2 separate regions of the Homo sapiens genome follow, and region 2 is linked to region 1. Evidence: chromatin loops called from intact Hi-C (ENCODE). Cell type or tissue: prostate gland. All regions are shown on one strand. Links, peaks and the distances in the headings refer to the core of each region. The heading gives the core; the rest is flanking DNA. Region 1 holds the start of LINC00092 (long intergenic non-protein coding RNA 92). Region 2 has its middle 110 kb from the start of HSD17B3-AS1.

Region 1 (2,899 bases), core at 301-2,800:
CTTTATTCCCTACCCAATTCCCCTTAGCCTGCTATGTGGAGATACAGGAGGCTTGCACCCGCCGCGGTCCCGGTGTATTTTAACGGGCTCCCGGGGAAGCGGTGTGGAAAATGGATTAGGGAGGGAGGAGGCCAGAGCCTCGGAACCCGGGGAGAGGTCTGCAGGCATCCAGTTGGGAGCTGGAAGGGCGGGACAGGGCCCTTGGCAGGGGGATCCAGGAAATATTTTGGAGAAATTCTCTCTAGGACTTGGTAACAGGTTGAGAGCGGCCACTTGGCCGGGGGCGCCGGCTTCGGAGGCGGGAGGGAGGTGGAGGAAGGGAAGGCAGCTGCAGGGCCGACCTGCGGGGTGGGCGTGAGGCCGGGGGATTGGGGCCGCAGGGGTTCGGCCTGGAGGAGCGGCGTGGGGGCGCCGGGGCCCTGATTCCATCCTGGGCGGGTCGGCCCCGCAGCCGCTGCGCTCGGAACCCCCTAGGCGCCCCGCAGTACCCGGCGTCCTTCCTGCCTCCTCCTCGCCCCTGTCCTCCGTCCGAGCCCCAGTCCCGCCGACCCTGCCGGCGCCTCCGCCCTCCCGCCCTCCCGCCCTCGGTTTCCCACGACCTCGGCGCGACGCGCGCGGGATCCAGTGGAGACTGCTTTCCCATAGGCCGCCATCCAGGGCGGGGAAGGGAGCGGACCCTCCCGGCTCCAGGTGCCTGGGCCCCCGGCGGCCTGCGGAGGCCTCGCCCCACGCCACCCGCCCACTGGCCTCGTCTTCGCGCGGGGGTGAGAGCAAAGGAGGCACTCGGCCCATCGCCAGCCCGGGTCCCCTTCCTGCCCGTCGCTATCCGAGAATTTGCCCCGTGTCCCCCAGGCCGCGGGGGTCCGGAGAACCGAGGGGCGGACCCCGCAGAGGGCTGCGCCGCCCTCCCTTCTCTCCCCGCGGGAAGCAGCCCCCAGGACCGCCCCTCGCTCCCTGCCCGGGAGGGACTGGGCTTCCCCGAGGTGTGCGGCTCCTGGAGAACTCGCTTTCCCGTTTCCAGCCGGCCAAGCCATCAGTTAATCGCTTGCTTTCTCTTTTCTTTACAGAGAAAAGCAGCCTGATTCGGAGGAACGGGTTGCTTGGGGCGGCTCCCAGCTCGAGTTGTGGGCCCCGCCGCGGGTGCCCTTCGGAAACGCGCTGACACCAGGCGAAGCCGCCTCTGCCCGGACGCAGCCCGACACTTGGCCCGCGGGGTTCCCCGGGACGCCTGAGAGTAATGGGCGCGAGGGGGAAAGCCGAACGGCCTCCCTGTGCCCGGCGCAGGCGGTGCCCCCTAGCTGGGTTCGCCGCGGCGGCGCTGCGAGCCCCCGACACTGAGGACTTTTGGTCCAACAGTCCGACGGGGCCCGGTGCGCCGTTCCCTCCGCCCTCTCCCCGCTCCCCGGCCCGCGCGTCTTGGAGGGTGGGTGAATTGTCGGAAGCACTCTACGCCTGGCCAACCCAAACCAGGAACCTCCGCACCAAACAGCCCACGTTGCTGCTGCTCTGGGGTTTTAACGGCCAAGGGAGACTGGAGAAGGGGTGTTCTGCCTTCCCATTCTCTTAGGCCCGTCCACTCCCCATCCCCACAGTTTGGAAGTGGCCTTTTCTGAGGACTCCAGCGCAAAGCATGTTTCTCCTTTTGAGCTGCGGAAGCCTTGCTTGTTCCCGCCATTGGGAGGGCATTCCATCATCTGCAGCTGCCTTCCTCGGTGGGCCTTGTCCCTTAGCGTCCACCTAGGGGACATTCTAAGCTTCTTGAGACCTGCTTGTCCACCCCAACATGTCTCAGCATATGGCTGTGCCCTAAGGGGTCTTTGAGGGCATTTTAGGAGGTGAGCGGCGCCCCTACCTGGGCTCCGCGGGGCCGATTCGGTTTGCCCTTTGCTGGCATGTCAGTGAATTAACTGCTGTCCTTGGGATGACCTGCCCTATGATTTGGCCTCTGGAGCATCCCGGGTGTGTATTTCAGAACTCCTCCCATCTTATCCACCTGCTGAAGGCCTGGCCCCCTGATATGGTTTGGCTCTGTTTCCCCACCCAAATCTCACCTTGAATTTTAATAATCCCCACGTGTCATGGGCGGGACCAGGTGGAGGTAATTGAATCATGGAGGTGGTTTCCTGAACGCTGCTCTCGTGACAGTGAGTTCACAAGATTTTTTTTTTTAACGGAGTATCACTCTGTCACTCAGGCTGGAGTGCAGTGGCGCGATCTTGGTTCACTGCAACCTCTGCCTCCCGGGTTCAAGAGATTCTCCTGCCTCAGCCTCCCGAGTAGCTGGGATTACAGGTGCGCGCCATCACGCCCGGCTAATGTGTATTTTTAGTAGAGAAAGGGTTTCACCATGTTGGTTAGGCTGGTCTGGAACTCCTGACCTTGTGATCTGCCTGCCTCGGCCTCCCAAAGTGCTGGGATTACACGCGTGAGCCACTGTGCCCAGCCGATCTGATGCTTTTATAAAGGGCTTTCCCCGTCCCCCTTCCTCTCTCTCACCACCCTGTGAGAAAGGTGCCTTTCTTCCCCCTTCACGTGAACTGCCTCCATGATTGTAAGCTTCCTGAGGCCTCCCCAGCTATAAGGAACTGTGAGCCAATTAAACTGCTTTATAAATTAACCCAGGTATTTCTCGGGTATTTCTTCATAGCAGCGTGAGAATGGACTGATACACCCCCAATGTGGAGTAGGGGAAGCTGAGGGAGTTAGGAGGTCCCAGCAAGGTGAAGGTGTGATGGGGTCTTGGGACAGTGAGAGTGCTGCCTCAGGCAACAGTGGGCAGGTCATTGAGGCTCCATTGAGCTTGGTGAGCAGGAAGCTGAGAGAGGGAGCTGTCGATTCAGGAGTCAGGGGTGACATGGAAGGAACCTAGGGCTTTGCCAGGCACAGGTGAAGGAAGGCC
Region 2 (2,899 bases), core at 208-2,707, 120 kb before region 1:
GCATGAAGGGGGTCCAGTTCTACCTCCGAGGGAGATCGGGCCAGGCTCTGTCCTGGCCGGCTCTGGTCTAGTGTGCTCCAGCTGCTGGTGCCTCCCCTGGCCGCAGCCCAAGCCTCCCTGTTCCGGGCAAGGCCCCCGGCTTTCAGGACGCCACTTCGACAGCACTGCAGGAGGAGGCCAAGGTGGAGACGGTCGACACTAAATCCTTCTTTATGTTTGCCCCGAGTTTTGGGGGAAATATTTATCACTGAAGCGTTAAAAAGTGGGCTCCTCTGTGTCATGCATGTCACGGGCTCTGTTCTGCAGCGCCCCTCAGGGGCCCGTGAGCCTCCTCCTGGAGACATCCGCTGCAGGCGCTGGGTGGCTGGTGATTTCCATCCCACCAGCAATCTAAAACCTGTAAACACTGACGGCAGTCGGCCCAGGGGTGTGAGAAACTCGCAAATGAACAACAAATGCAGGGAGAGAAAGGCCAGACCAAATGGACTGATGTTTTTCACAACCACGGAGGGGTTTAATCCCTGTCCCAAACCATATGGCACACTCCACACCAGCCGGCGAGGGCGGGGGTGACTTGGCGGCGGACCGTGGAAGCAGAAAGGCAAGGCATTTTGTTTCCTTGTGTGCGCTTTTTTTCCCTTTAAATATTTACTTTTTGTGTTTTGCCAGGATGCATTTTCCATCCCATATGCACAACAGGCTGCCTTTGCAAATGGGGGCCTGGCTCGGGGACCTGTAATAGGATACTGATTCTTTCACGTCGTCGGGGGCTGCTCTTCCCACCTCCCAGGGTGATGGCGAGCAAAACCCGCTGCAGATTTAGTGTGTAGGTCTGGTGACTCCAGAGAAAGGGTAGGTGGTCTTGATCCCTGTCTGTCTTTTCCTCAAGTGCCCCGTTGGCAGGACCCCAGACCCGCATCCACCGGGTTAAGTGAGCCCCTGGTGGGAAACGCTGACCTTGCCAGGAGGTAGAAGTCCCACCCGCCTTGTTGGGCCTGAGGCTGTGGGTGGGCGGGGAAATAGCCAACCACGCAGGAGAGGGGAGTCTCTGGCTTGGAGGCAGCTGATGGGGCATCCTTCACAAACTTTCCACCCACAGGAGAGGCAGACCGGGAACAAAAGTGGCAAGAGGGGTGGGCGGGCCAAGGGAGAGCAGCTGGAAGAGGGGATGGGGTGCTGGCAAATTCCCAAGGGAAACAGAAATGTACCATACCAACATAAATAAATTAGTCCCGGGCCGCGAGCCATGTTTGAACCAGAATAATGTAAGCAATCAAATGCTTACTGTCTCTGATTCACTCAGCCTTCCAAACACATTACTTAACAGAAAATGGAAGGGTTTGTCATAAAGATGTGTAGTAGTTGCACAATGCTGGCCACGTGGTTAGGGGTGGGCTTGGAGCTGGCAAATACAGATGTCCTCAACTAAAAATACACAGCCCTGGCATTTTAAAAATGGTTATGAGAGATGAGGGCTGGAAGAAACATCCTGGTATTCTCAGGACGTCTCTGAAGGGTCCCATTTGTTCCACATGCAGCCAGAGGGGAAGCAAACTTTCAGAGGTGCCAGGCAGAGGACACACTTGTCACCATGGGGAGACACTGATATTATTGTCCTTATTTTCTAGGGCAGGGTTGCTTTTTTTTTTTTTTTTCTGAGGCAGGGTCTTGCTCTGTCAACCAGGCTGCCGTGCAGCGGGGTGATAATGGCTCACTGCAGCCTCAACCACCTGGGCTCAAGTGATCCTCCCACCTCAGCCTTCCCAGTAGCTGGGACTACAGGAAGGGGCCGCCATGCAGGGCTAATTTTTTGTACTTTTTATATACACAGGTTTCCTCATCTTGCCCAGGCTGATCTTGAGCTCCTGGGCTCAAGCAATCTGCCTGCCTGGGCCTCCCAAAGTGCTGGGATTACAGGCGTGAGACGCCGTGCCCAAGGATTTCTTAAACTGTAGTGTGCATGGGTATATAAGAACAGGTTTGTGAATCTGAATCCCAGAGATTCTGATTCAGTAGTCTGGGTGGGACCTGAACATTTAAGTTTTTTATAAGCTCCCAGGCAATGCTGGTGCTCCCGGCCCATGAACCACGTTTCAAATTGTACTGTCCTCAATGAGTGACACTCATGACACTTGTCACGTTATTCAACCTGGGTAGCTGGATCCTCTGTGCCAGCTTCCCTGCCAATACATAATGTTTCTTGTGTTCTGATGGCTAGCAATGGTGCTAAGGTCAGCTGAGCCTGGACTTGTCCTCAGAATCCTTCCTGACACAGTCCTCTTGGCAGCCACCACCATCAGCCAGAGCTGGCATTCAGATGAAAACTACTTGTCTACTTTGAGTGGGTGTAATGGGAACTGGTCTAGCAGTTAGAGAAGGCCTTTAACTAGTGTGGGGACATAGGATGAGGTTTTTAACCTTGCTGTATTAGTTCCCTCACCTGTAATGAGAGGGCTGGATTGCACGCACAGTTCTCAACTGGGATAATCCTGAGAGTCATATTGTATTAGTCAATATGTTAGCTCAGGCTGCCATAACAGGGTGGCTTAAACAACAGGAATTTACTTCCCACAATTCTGGGGGCTGGAAGTCCAAGATCAAGGTGCTGGCTGATTTGGTACCTGGTGAGGGCCTGCCCCCTGGCTTGCACATGACTGTCTTCTCACTATGTGGGTTCTGGAGGCTGGAAGTCTGAGATCAAGGTGTCAGCAGGTTTGAATTCTCCCGAGGCCCATCTCCTTGGCTTGCAGACAGCCGCCTTCTGGCTCTGTGCTCACGTGGTCATCTCTGTGTTGCCTGTGTCTGGTGTCTTTACTTATAAGGGCACTAATCCCATCATGAGAGCCCCACCCTCATGCCCCCTTCTAAACCTAATTACCACCCAAAGGCCTCACCTCCC

The links. A loop is a pair of places that touch in the nucleus more often than their neighbours do. Peaks named below come from ENCODE experiments on the same cell type or tissue, not always from the same donor. Only the 100,000 strongest peaks of a DNase experiment are listed, where the experiment ranks them.
Region 2: it touches region 1 in a loop (2.2-fold over the local background); 3 of 110 quality-filtered maps call a loop at or near these places.

Annotation. Positions count from the first base shown.
Region 1 is chr9:96,019,450-96,022,348 of GRCh38, reverse strand. LINC00092 (long intergenic non-protein coding RNA 92) reads left to right here and starts at 538. Exons shown (of 2, transcript NR_024129.2): 1 at 538-764; 2 at 1,068-2,617. It also overlaps a transcript of ERCC6L2 not described here. RefSeq lists an enhancer at 1,049-1,098 and a silencer at 1,309-1,358. In prostate gland, for the core only: a CTCF peak has its summit at 1,292; a DNase peak (open chromatin) is centred at 1,366; H3K4me3 peaks cover 1,432 bases; H3K27ac peaks cover 1,687 bases.
Region 2 is chr9:96,138,175-96,141,073 of GRCh38, reverse strand. No RefSeq gene overlaps it. Among named protein-coding and RNA genes, the nearest start is that of HSD17B3-AS1, 110 kb to the left of the region's middle. In prostate gland, for the core only: no CTCF peak of the experiment used is centred there; DNase peaks (open chromatin) are centred at 573 and 1,353; H3K27ac peaks cover 2,500 bases.